Regions from separate parts of the Homo sapiens genome. Here region 2 is linked to region 1. Evidence: chromatin loops called from intact Hi-C (ENCODE). Cell type or tissue: PC-9. All regions are shown on one strand. Each heading gives the region's core, and the rest is flanking DNA. Links, peaks and the distances in the headings are about the cores only.

What was found. A loop is a pair of places that touch in the nucleus more often than their neighbours do. Peaks named below come from ENCODE experiments on the same cell type or tissue, not always from the same donor. Only the 100,000 strongest peaks of a DNase experiment are listed, where the experiment ranks them.
Region 2: it touches region 1 in a loop (19-fold over the local background); 2 of 110 quality-filtered maps call a loop at or near these places.

Annotation. Positions count from the first base shown.
Region 1 is chrX:13,027,081-13,032,462 of GRCh38, reverse strand. No RefSeq gene overlaps it. Among named protein-coding and RNA genes, the nearest start is that of FAM9C, 15 kb to the left of the region's middle. RefSeq lists an enhancer at 2,154-2,373. In PC-9, for the core only: no CTCF peak of the experiment used is centred there; DNase peaks (open chromatin) are centred at 2,532, 2,952 and 3,332; H3K4me3 peaks cover 2,243 bases; H3K27ac peaks cover 5,000 bases.
Region 2 is chrX:13,284,424-13,289,805 of GRCh38, reverse strand. All of the region lies in intron 1 of LINC02154 (long intergenic non-protein coding RNA 2154), which reads left to right. Among named protein-coding and RNA genes, the nearest start is that of LINC02154, 16 kb to the left of the region's middle. In PC-9, for the core only: no CTCF peak of the experiment used is centred there; a DNase peak (open chromatin) is centred at 2,715; H3K27ac peaks cover 2,275 bases.

The DNA of each region.
Region 1 (5,382 bases), core at 300-5,299:
CTGGTGTGTTCCCACCCATACAAGAGGTGCACAATACACATGTACTAAATAAATGAATGATCGGTCATTTGAAAGAACACTGAATACACAGCAATTCTCCAATCTCTGTGTTTATGCAAACACAAGAATTAATTTTATTTGCCTAATTCAAACATTACCTTTAAATTTATTCAAAATTCCCATTTTCCATGAATTAACCAGACATCCTTTGTTGGTACATTTTCACTAATTAACCAGTTAAATATATTTTGCCTTATATCACTTTAAAAGAGCATATGGAACAAAATCAGACAGCTTAGGTAGTTATGTCTCTTGAGCTCACTATTTTAAGGAGTGAAGTTCACCCTGCCACTTGCCTACCTGTCTCAGTACTCATACGCTTGCATCGATGTCCTGCTAATGTACATTAAATCAGATATCCATACCTGCTTTGAAGTGTGCCCTAGTCAACAAACAGGTCACTTGGTTATCATTATCTTCCATCCAGGATCAAGATAAAATAAGTGCCAGAGAAAGATGTCTTACAGAGATTCTCTCAATGTATTAGTTACACATAAACAAATTAGTTACTGGAGCACACATTCCTATCTTTTAGAAAGAGAAGACCTGTTAATAGTTGAGAGCGAAGAAAATCAATTCTTGTTGAACCAATAAATGTCCCTTCTGGATAGTTTACGTTGCCATTAAAGCATAAAGTTGCCATTTTAATCTGTCAGCTGCTTATTTCTTGCATGAGCTATTCTGGCTTTCTAAATCATATCTTTTGGCCAGGCACAGGGGCTTATGCCTGTAATCCCAGCACTTTGGGAGGCCAAGGCGGGCGGATCACTTGAGGTCAGGAGTTTGAGACCAGCCTGGCCAACATGGTGAAACCCTGTCTCTACCCAGAATATAAAAAATTAGCTGGGTGTGGTGACACACGCCTGTAATCCCAGCTACTGGGGAGGCTGAGGCAGGAGAATCACTTGAACCCGGGAGGCGGAGGTTGCAGTGAACCGAGATTGTGCCACTGCACTCCAGCCTGGCGACAGAGTGAGACTCCGTCTCAACAAAATAAATAAAAATAAATCATATTTTTGGTCATTTGCCAAGTGCTTGGCTGTTGGGTACACACGGAATAAATTATCCAGTAAAAAACATCTCAGATCTTTCCAGCTATTTTTGATCAGGTACACCTGTAAATCTTAAAAAGCCTGTAAAGAAATACCTAAATAATACATTGGATATAAGACATAGGACAATAGTAACTGAAGGAAATTGCAATCGTTAGGGGGGAAAATCCTTAAAGGCTTAAAATTCTACTAGGTGGTAACCACTGTTTATACACACATGCATTTCCCTCTTCATATTTGGGAAACTGATGGTCGTGTTTCCTTTTTAGGGTGGAAGAAAAAATTCTCCATTAAGAGAAGGGAAGGAAAATATAGGAAAAAGAACCATTCTTTGAAGGCACCTGTTGTCCAAATCATAAGGAAGAGCTTGTAGTTCTGAGTTGCACAAAGGTGCTTTAGTTGTTTTTCTGTAGGATACTAGAGGAGGTCAAATGTTATGTGATAGCTGTGTCCTCAGACCCAGTGTAGGAGATGGGTAAAAAATGTTGATTGGATAAATGTGTTACTTTGCTAGTTCATACCTCTCTGAACCTGTCTTGAAGCCGCTGTGGGGAAAATGTCTCCATCTTTTCTTTGTTCTGTCGCCATTCAATCTATTCATCTACTGCTTGAGAATGTTTTTGCAATAACAAATCTTTGAGGTTTGGAAACCAGCTGTGATTAGTTTAAGAACTCTTGGTCCCACCCAATTTCAGCCTGTGCTGGGGTGTCTATTTCCTTTGTAAATTAAGGCTGCCTCCCGCTCTGGGAGCTGACTGGTTGTGCCCTGTGTTTCACTGGAGCCCCTGTCTGTTCTTTGGCTCACCTTCCCCCGCCCTTCCTTATTTGTAAAGCCCTGAAGGAGGCAAGTTTCCTTTGAATGTCATTAACACTTTGTAATTAGCTAGGAAGCCAAGGAGAATACCAAATGTCCCTTTCCCACCATGGGGCAAACTGTTTTGTTTTCTCTTCTGAACCCCAAGCAGGAACTGGCTAAGATATGATGGCCCCTCTACACGAAGAGTGACTGATTTCATTGGGAAGTGAAATTTGCATGACACCATCAGAAGCTCTTGACCCGTCAGACTCAGAACTCAGCAAGCTTTTCTTTCCCATTAATCCATGGTTAATGCCTTTGTGCTGCATAGTTTATTCAGTCCACAGCTCCCTCCTCAAACATAAACCACTAAAGGACCATGGATTCACAGGAATGACAATAAGACTACTGAGAGGCAGAGAGCGGAAAGCCCCGGGGCTTTGGTGTCAGGCAGACCCAGGTTCAGGAGGAAGCAGGGATAACATATACTTTTTTTTTTAAGTCAGGTTGTGAGGTATAATTTACATATAGTAAATTTCCCCCTAAGGCGTGGCATTTGGAATTGCACTTCTTTATAATCCATGGAGGAAATTGCACTGAGTTCAGAGCCAGGAAACATGGATCTTGCTCCCATCCCCCCAGCCATTGTCAATGAATAGTTCTGAACTCTGCATCATCTGTAAAATATGTGAGTTGAACTAGGTGACAGTGAGGTCCCCTCTGCATTATAAGAAGTCTGTTGTTTTATATTTTAAATGAATGAAACAAACAAAATAACTTGTCTTCCCAAAAGATATTCAAGAATCTCATGATTGAAGTTCACTGTTGAAATAACTTAAGTTTCTTGTACAGTTCAGACTTTTATTTTTACAGTTGCTGCTGGAAGAATTTCTAAGCATGTTGGGATAAACAGTTCCCACCCGCTGATCCTAAACTAACCAGTGTCCCTTGCTCCCCACCCCGGGTCACCCTAGTCCTCCAGTCGGCTGAGGCAGTGGGAACAGGAAATCAAGTCTCTCAGAAAGTTCAGGCTGCCTTGAATGGCTGCCAGATCACCCTGGAGGAGAAGCTCCGGAGGCAGGCGGGGAAGCCTCCCCTCCTCTGGTTACAGAAACTCTCTCCTTACACTCCTCTCTTAAATCTACCTAAACTTAAATGCAAAAACATTTCTGCAGAGAAGAAAGTGCCCAACATTCTCTGGTTATGGATTGGGGGCCCTGTTTTATCAGTTTTTGAGCAAGGTATTTTGGCTTGATTGAACTTTCAGATTGCTCTAGCCTTGTCTCTCCTCCCCCAAACCAAACAAATGAGTGCTTGGAATGAGTGAAGCACATACATTCCTGGATCCAGATTGATATCTGGAACTGGAATGTGACATTTACCAGTGTAATGTGCTGAGATTTAAGTTTGTGGAGAGTATTCTTCCCAGGTAAACCTCTGTGGCCTCACTCCTGCAGTTGGGGGAGAAGAATGTGGCAGCCACTTTCTGGCCTTTCTCCTGCAGGTGAGCACAAAAGCTTAAGACATACACACCTGCAGGGGATGTAGGGGAGTGTTCAGTGGAAGGATGACCTCATTCCCTAATACCTGACCATTCATGGCAGCCTCCGTTTCTTTGAAGTCCTGTTGGAAGTTGATTTCCATGGGGCTTTTATAAGTGTGACTGAGAAAACCATGCCAAAGTCTACACTCAGTCCAATTTGCAGGAGCTGTTTGGAATCCGGGCTGCATTGTTAGGATGATGCCTGTTGGCTCTTCAGCCTGTTCTATTATGTCTAAATCACATGTGTTGGCTTCTAACATACTAATAATTTTTGCTTTTATTGTGTTTGCCACATGTCTCCTCTCATTAGAATGTGAGGGATGCATGTCTCTTTTCTTTATTATTGTATCCCCAGTGCCTAGCACCGTGCCTGGGACCTAGTAAGGGCTTAATTGATATTTGCTGAATGACTTAATGAACAAATGAATGAATGACCCCCAATAGAATCCTCTCGAAGAGATGTTCATTTTTGAACCAAATCCTTGAATAAATTCATATAAATATTTAGTGAGTCTATGATGTGAGTTAAACAAAAAGTACAGAATAAAGAAATAGGATAAGAATGTGTCAACTGACTAATCTCTCCAGGGAAGTAATAACTGAGCACCAAAAAATAAGCTACATGAAACACCACTACTCAGGAATAAAAATAAATGAAATATTGACACTTAAGACAACATGATGACTCTTAAAATTATTATGCTGCATGAAAGAGGCTAGACTCAAAAGATCTGCTGGGTGATTTCATTTATATAAAATTGAGTCTATAAAATATAATCTATAGTCACAGAAAGTAGATCAGTAGTTGCCCGGGTACTGGGAGCGGAGAGGGAGGGATTACCAAGAGGCATGAGGAAGTTTTAGGGATGATAGATAAGTTGATCATCCTGATTGTGGCGACAGTTTTACAGATGTGTGTATACATCAAAACTCACCATATTGCACATTTTAAACAGGTGCAGTTTATTGTTTGTCAGTGATGCCTCAATAAAGCTGAAGACTGCAAAAACAGTACATTTTAATGCATCAATCAAGAACTACCCTTTGAGTGCCCAACAGGCAGTCAAACTATTTTGATTCTCGCTTTCCTTTTCTGTACCTCATCAGTATCTCAGCAGAATTAATTAAGTAGGCACTCAATGAACTGGTGTTATGAAGTGCATTTATGCTTGTTGTGATACATCTTAAGTTTTTATTTCAGAAGCAAAAGTACCATCACCATGATCCATAGACCTTTTGCGTTATAACCAACTTCTCTATCTCTATTTTCCCTAGGATAATTGCTTTGCATTGTTTTATTATTTATTCTACAAGCATTTATTGTACTTTATGTTTATGAATTATTTTTCAATTTCCTCTGATCTCTTTCAAATTCTGATACTGTCTTGCAAGATGCTAAGTACTCAACTCCCACCCTTCCAACTCCTATCCTCTTCTCTTAATAAGCTTAATATCTAGCAAGCAGGTTTTCTCTCCCAACATATAAGTCACTGGTAAAATGATGAAGAACACCAGACCCATGAAGGAAGATGAGGGGGAATTTCCAAGGCTGTTTACTAAGAAAGCAAACCTCTGTCATTGAGATCCTGTAGGTTTGCCCCAAGTAGGGGTTACAATCTAAAAAGAGTGTCAGTTTCCACTGGCTTTCCTCTTGTTTTCCACCTAACTAATGAACTCGCTTCAGCTCAGGGTGAAGGGATATACCAGAAGCAGGACGAAGTGCTTAAAGTGAGAAGATACATGAAATGTTAATCTTCGCTTGACATAAACCCATCTCATTTTTCTACTTGGCATTCTGTGTAGGCTTCACCTTTTCTCCAGATGGTGCAGTCAATTGTGTTTGGGCCATTCTCACATGCATTGTGGTTTCCTAGTTCACACTCGTGGTTGTTTCATGACCTGATATGCCAGTGAACTATCTTCCTTTTAAG
Region 2 (5,382 bases), core at 157-5,156, 260 kb before region 1:
GACAGTAAGCCTCAACAGTTGTCTGAAGAAACATGGCACTGAATATAAAGCTTTGTATATAACTGCATGAAAAATATATTTGTATCACAAAAACTATAACAATATATCTAGCCTCAAATGCATGTCAGCTTCCATTTCCAAACTTGCTTAATTTACAACTTAGTAGGCTTAACATCATTAAATAAGTTCAGGATGAGCAAGTAAATTTCCTCTTCACATAAACATATACTAACTGATTGACCGAGAGACTATTTTGAGTAAGATTCAAGTTCCGTTTTAAGGATTCTTCCCTTGATAGTAAATGTTAGCTTTTAAAATGTATGAGTCTTACCAAGTTGAATAAAACTTAGTTTCAGCCAGGTGCAGTGGCTCACACCTGTAATCCCAGTACATTGGGAGGCCGACGTGGGTGGATCCCTTGAGACCAGGAGTTCAAGACCAGCCTGGGCAACATGATGAGACCCCCATCTCTACAGAAAATTTTAAAAATTAGCCAGGCATGGTGTTGTGTGCCTGTGGTCCTAGATACTTGAGAGGTTGAGGAGGAAGAATCACTTGAGCCCACGAGTTCAAGGCTGCTGTGAGCCACGTTCGTGTCCCTGAATTCCAGCCTGGGTGACAGAGCAAGACCCTGTTTCAAAAACAAACAAACAAACAAAAAACAAAAACAACTTAGTTTCTAACCTCAGTAATAAACCAAGATTTATTTATAAAAGTAGGAGAATAATACCTGTCTCCCAGAAGGATATTGAGAGATACTGATTAAATTGAATAAGAAAAACATGTCTGAAAACAATTTGAATTGTAAAACAGCATACTAATATAACGTACTTTCTGACTCTCCAGTGAGTGTTGGCTATGATGATGTTAATGTTTTGCACTTAAAATATCCCCAGTTCTCTCTTTCCACTGTATTGTTATGATATTCTAGAGTAGCGCTTCTCAAATTTCAATGTACATACAAATCAACGGAGATTCTTGTTAAAATGTAAATTCTTATTCAGTAAGGCTGGGTTAAGACCCAAGATTCTACATATCTATGAAGCTCCTGAAGGCTGCTAGTCCGGCTTGTTTGAGGACCCCACTTTGAGGAGCAGAAGCCTTAATCAGAGGTTCCCAACGTTAGGTTCATCCAAAGAGTTTTCTAAAAGGTGTACCTAATCAGAACTTCCAAGGAAGAGGGTCCAGTTGGCTGTATGTCTAATCACTCTTCTTCTCCACGTGATTCTTAGGTGACCAGAACAATACCAGTAAATGGATAGTTACGGGGTTCAGGATATGCTACCCCCAAAAATGGCACCTTGGCATTTGAAATAATAGCAGAAGCAGGAAGGTTTCTCTTGGCTTTCTTTCACCGTTCTCCCCTGAAGCAGGCCATAAAAGAATTATCTGACCTTCCTCTAAAGTAGGCCATAAAACCTTCATTCCAGAGGTGTCCTTTCTATACCTGAGGAAAGGAATGTCCCTATCTCTGAAGGCAAAGGAACACAAAAAAGAATCTGAACAAACATGCCTTGCTAAGTTCCCTCTAGTTTATTACCATTAGACTGTCAACCTTAAATAATATGACTCAGAAAATATAATCAACTGTGCTTATTCGAGTTTATTTGAGTGCAAAGCTTGAGGATGGACACCCAGAAACACTGACTATAAAAGAATGGGTCAGCGTTCCAAAGTGGGAAAGTTAAGGTTTCACTTATATAGGCAGTTAACAGAGTTGCAACATTTTCCATACAAGGTCAATATATATGGTATAGCAGTTTGGTTGGTTATAGTTTGCTACATTCCAAGGTAGGTTGCTTTAGCATTCTGTGAGGAGGGGTGATGATCTGAAGGGGGTCTTATCTCTGGTGCCACAAGGCCTTTCCTAATGATTTGCAGGAAAAAGTAGAAGTTGCAGCTGCATGCTACATGACTCATGCCACATAGTCACATTCCTCTCAAAGCTCAAAATAATTTAAAGTTCCAACAGCTTTAAGTCTGAATGATTTAATTTTACAAGATCGTACCCTTTTGTCCCCCAATAATACTTATGCACAACTATCTATAAAAAGTTTGCCCTGTTTCTTTGAGTATTCATTTCTGAAGACTCCCATGTCGTGTAAAATTTATATTAAACAGATTTGTATGGTTTTCTCTCATTAATCTGTCTTGTATTATAGATGCCACAGCCATGACCCTTACAATGGGTGAGAATTTTTTTCTACCCTACAATGAATATTTGAATGTTCTACAATCTAGGTACTCAAACTGTGGCCCAAGTGCTGGTAGCATTAGCATCAACTGGAAGCTTGTTAGAAATGTAGAATCTCAGATCTCACCCCAGAATGGACTATGGACTCAGAATCTGCATTTTAATAAGATTCACAATTCACAGGTAACGTGTGTAATGTGTATGTTAATTCTAAGAAGCACTATTTTTAATTACATCTTATGTTCAAAATTCATTATTTCTCTCACTGTTTCAGAATCACCAAGAACCATAAACCGAGGATACTGCGCGCGCGCGCGTGTTTGTGTGTGTGTGTGTGTGTGTGTGTGTGTGTGTGTGTGTATGTAAGGGTAGTTATTTTAACAGATGTCACCCGAGCCTTTGGAGCAGCTTTACTTAGGATTACATTGATTGAGTGCTTTAGGTGTAGAGAATGAAACTCTGAGGACATGATCTGAAAGGAGATAGTGAAACAAGGAAATAGTTCAAATTCTTTGTATGTAACATGAACTGGAATTGAAAGCTGAAATAGGAGAAGAGATGAAGGTCAGAGTCCTTTCTTTAATATATGAATACATAATAATCATATTTTAAATGATTGCTTTTTAGTATAGAGATTTATACTTCCTCTTCCCTTGTCATTCCAAATGTTCATTCACTAAATTGTACTCTCATGTGAAAATGCTTGGGATATTTGAGGAAATTGAGTTAATCAAGTTTCGGGAATTCAAGTCAGTTTCAGGTCAATTACAAAGAGGTGGGTGGGGGTGATCTTAGCTGATGTCTGATGAACACCAGCTAGTTAATTCTATATAATCATACATAAAACAAACAGACTTTTATTCATAGTAGTTTGTAATGTATTCATATCCAGATTGCCCTGATCACAAATAAATTGGTCAAAGTGCTAGAAATATTACATAAGAAATAATTTAAAATGTTCCGTATGTACTGAAATATGTTGAGAAAATTTCTACCAAAGCCCAAGTTGTGTCCTAGTAGTAAAGTAGAAATACTGTTGTTGAAACATTGAGTGTATCATGGCTTGGAGCCCTGAGAAAGTTGCAATTTCCAAAATTGCTTGATTCGCTGAGTTAATTTAGTTATTAGAATAACCTGAGTCATTGCTAGAACTTTAACTAGAATAATGCATCTCGATTGAGGTTTTTTCCTCCTCCTTTACCTTCCACTTTCAGGAAAAAGAAAGAAAGTTATGACTAGCAAAGTTATTTTCCAAAGAGTTATTCCTAAAAACATATTTCAGATGACATTAACACCTAGTATGGAGTATTTTCCAAATAGTAAACAATGAAAATATCCCTGTTATTAGGAGAAAAATAGTACTTTATTTTAAGACGTACAGCATTTATCTTTACCAGTTAAGGTAAAGTATGCGATAACACATAAACCCCAAATCTCAGTGGCTTAAGAAAATAGAAGTGTATTTCCTTTTCATGTAAGGTCCAAAAGAGGTATTCCTGATAGATGGGTAACATTCCTCCAAGCGATAATTTTGGTACCCAGGCTTCTTGCATCTTGTGGCTTTGCATTTTTTAACATAGGACTTACAAGGTCACGGTGACACAGGATTTTTCACAGCCCCTTTGCCAGACTTGCAGCAGGGGGCACACCCTCTACACGGCCCACCGGGCCACATCTGGCTTGCATTCCGGCCTGTAACTCCTGCAGCTGCACAACTGCATCCTCAGCCCCTAGGGGGAGGGAACACATGAGTGAGTGAGTGTGGGGTCCAGCTGGCCACTCCAAGTGCCGACACAGAAGCAAGTTCCATGCAGGGCCTGCCGCCAGACCAGGCATGTTGCCCCAAGGGGAATGTGGTGGTACCCAGGCAGGGGTGCCTGTGACCCCAAAGCCCCAGAGTGGCTGTTACAGTGTGCTAATTAGCTCTTTTTGTTCTGCTGTTCACAGCCAGATGGACTGCAGTATGTTAGCAGCTAGTCAGCCTATTGTCCCCCTCTGGCCCACAGCTCCAGGACCAGCATGGCTCTGGGACTGGTTTGGCCCTGCCACTGCTTCTGTTTTGTGCGGCGCTGCCCCCCCACTGGTGAGGGCAGAGGGCCAGTGCCACAGCCTTTCTGGGTACCCACATTCAGTGGGTCTAGAGCTCTTGTCCCGCATCCAAGAAGAATGAGGTCATGCTGACTGTTGAAGGGTGATGAGGGCAGAGAATTTTATTGAGTGACGAAACAGCTCTCAGTGGAGAGGGGATGGGAAGATTGAGTTGTCTCTTCCCTGAAGTCAGGTCGTCTCTCCCCCAAAATCAGGTCATCTCTCCCCTGAAGTCAGTTGGCCTCTACCCCAAAGTCAGGTCACCTTTCCCCCAAAGTGAGATCATCTCTTCCTCAAAGTCAGGTCATCTCTTACCCCAGTGTGGCTGAGTCTGGATTTTTTATAGGCACAGGATAGGGGAGGGGCAGGCCGTAGGTAGCATTGGAAAAGGCAACATTCAGTTGGTGTGTGAGTATGCAAAAACAGTTAAAACAAAGGCACCAATCAAAGGTGGGCACAGTGTAAAAACAATAAGGGAAGAGTAGGTATATGTAAAATCGGTGAAAGGTGGGGATAAATCAAAGGAAAGCACACCAAATGGGACGACAGGTTCTCAATCTGGTCTGTGGATTTGACTTGTAACTTGGCCTTCAGGCTTTAAACAAGCCAAAGACAGGCTTGAAGGTGGGGTTTCACTAGGGACCTGCCCCTGTCTGCCTAGGCATTTGTCTGCCTCCTGCTGCTATCAGCAGCCAATAAGAAAGAACATGGAGGATGGTGCCTGGAGGTTTTTAATGGGCTAGACCTGAAAGTCACTCATTTTACTTCTGTCGGCATTCCATTGACCAGGATGCAGTCACATGACCACACTTAACTGCAAGGACAGCTGGGAAATGTAGCCTGGCTGGGTGCCCAGGAGGCAGAGGAGAGGGGTTTTTTTCAACAACTAGCTAGTCTATGCCAAGAAGATCTGTTCTTCTGTGCCTCCTTTATCAATTTTTGAAGCCCTAGTCAGTGAAAAGTTATGGTCATAATTATGCATCCACTACTGAATTCATAACTATAAAACAAAAACCTCACTGAATTAATGCATGGTATTAACCAAAGTATGAAACCAAGGGTTGAAAACAATTTTTTAAGTTCATCTTGAGCTGGATAAA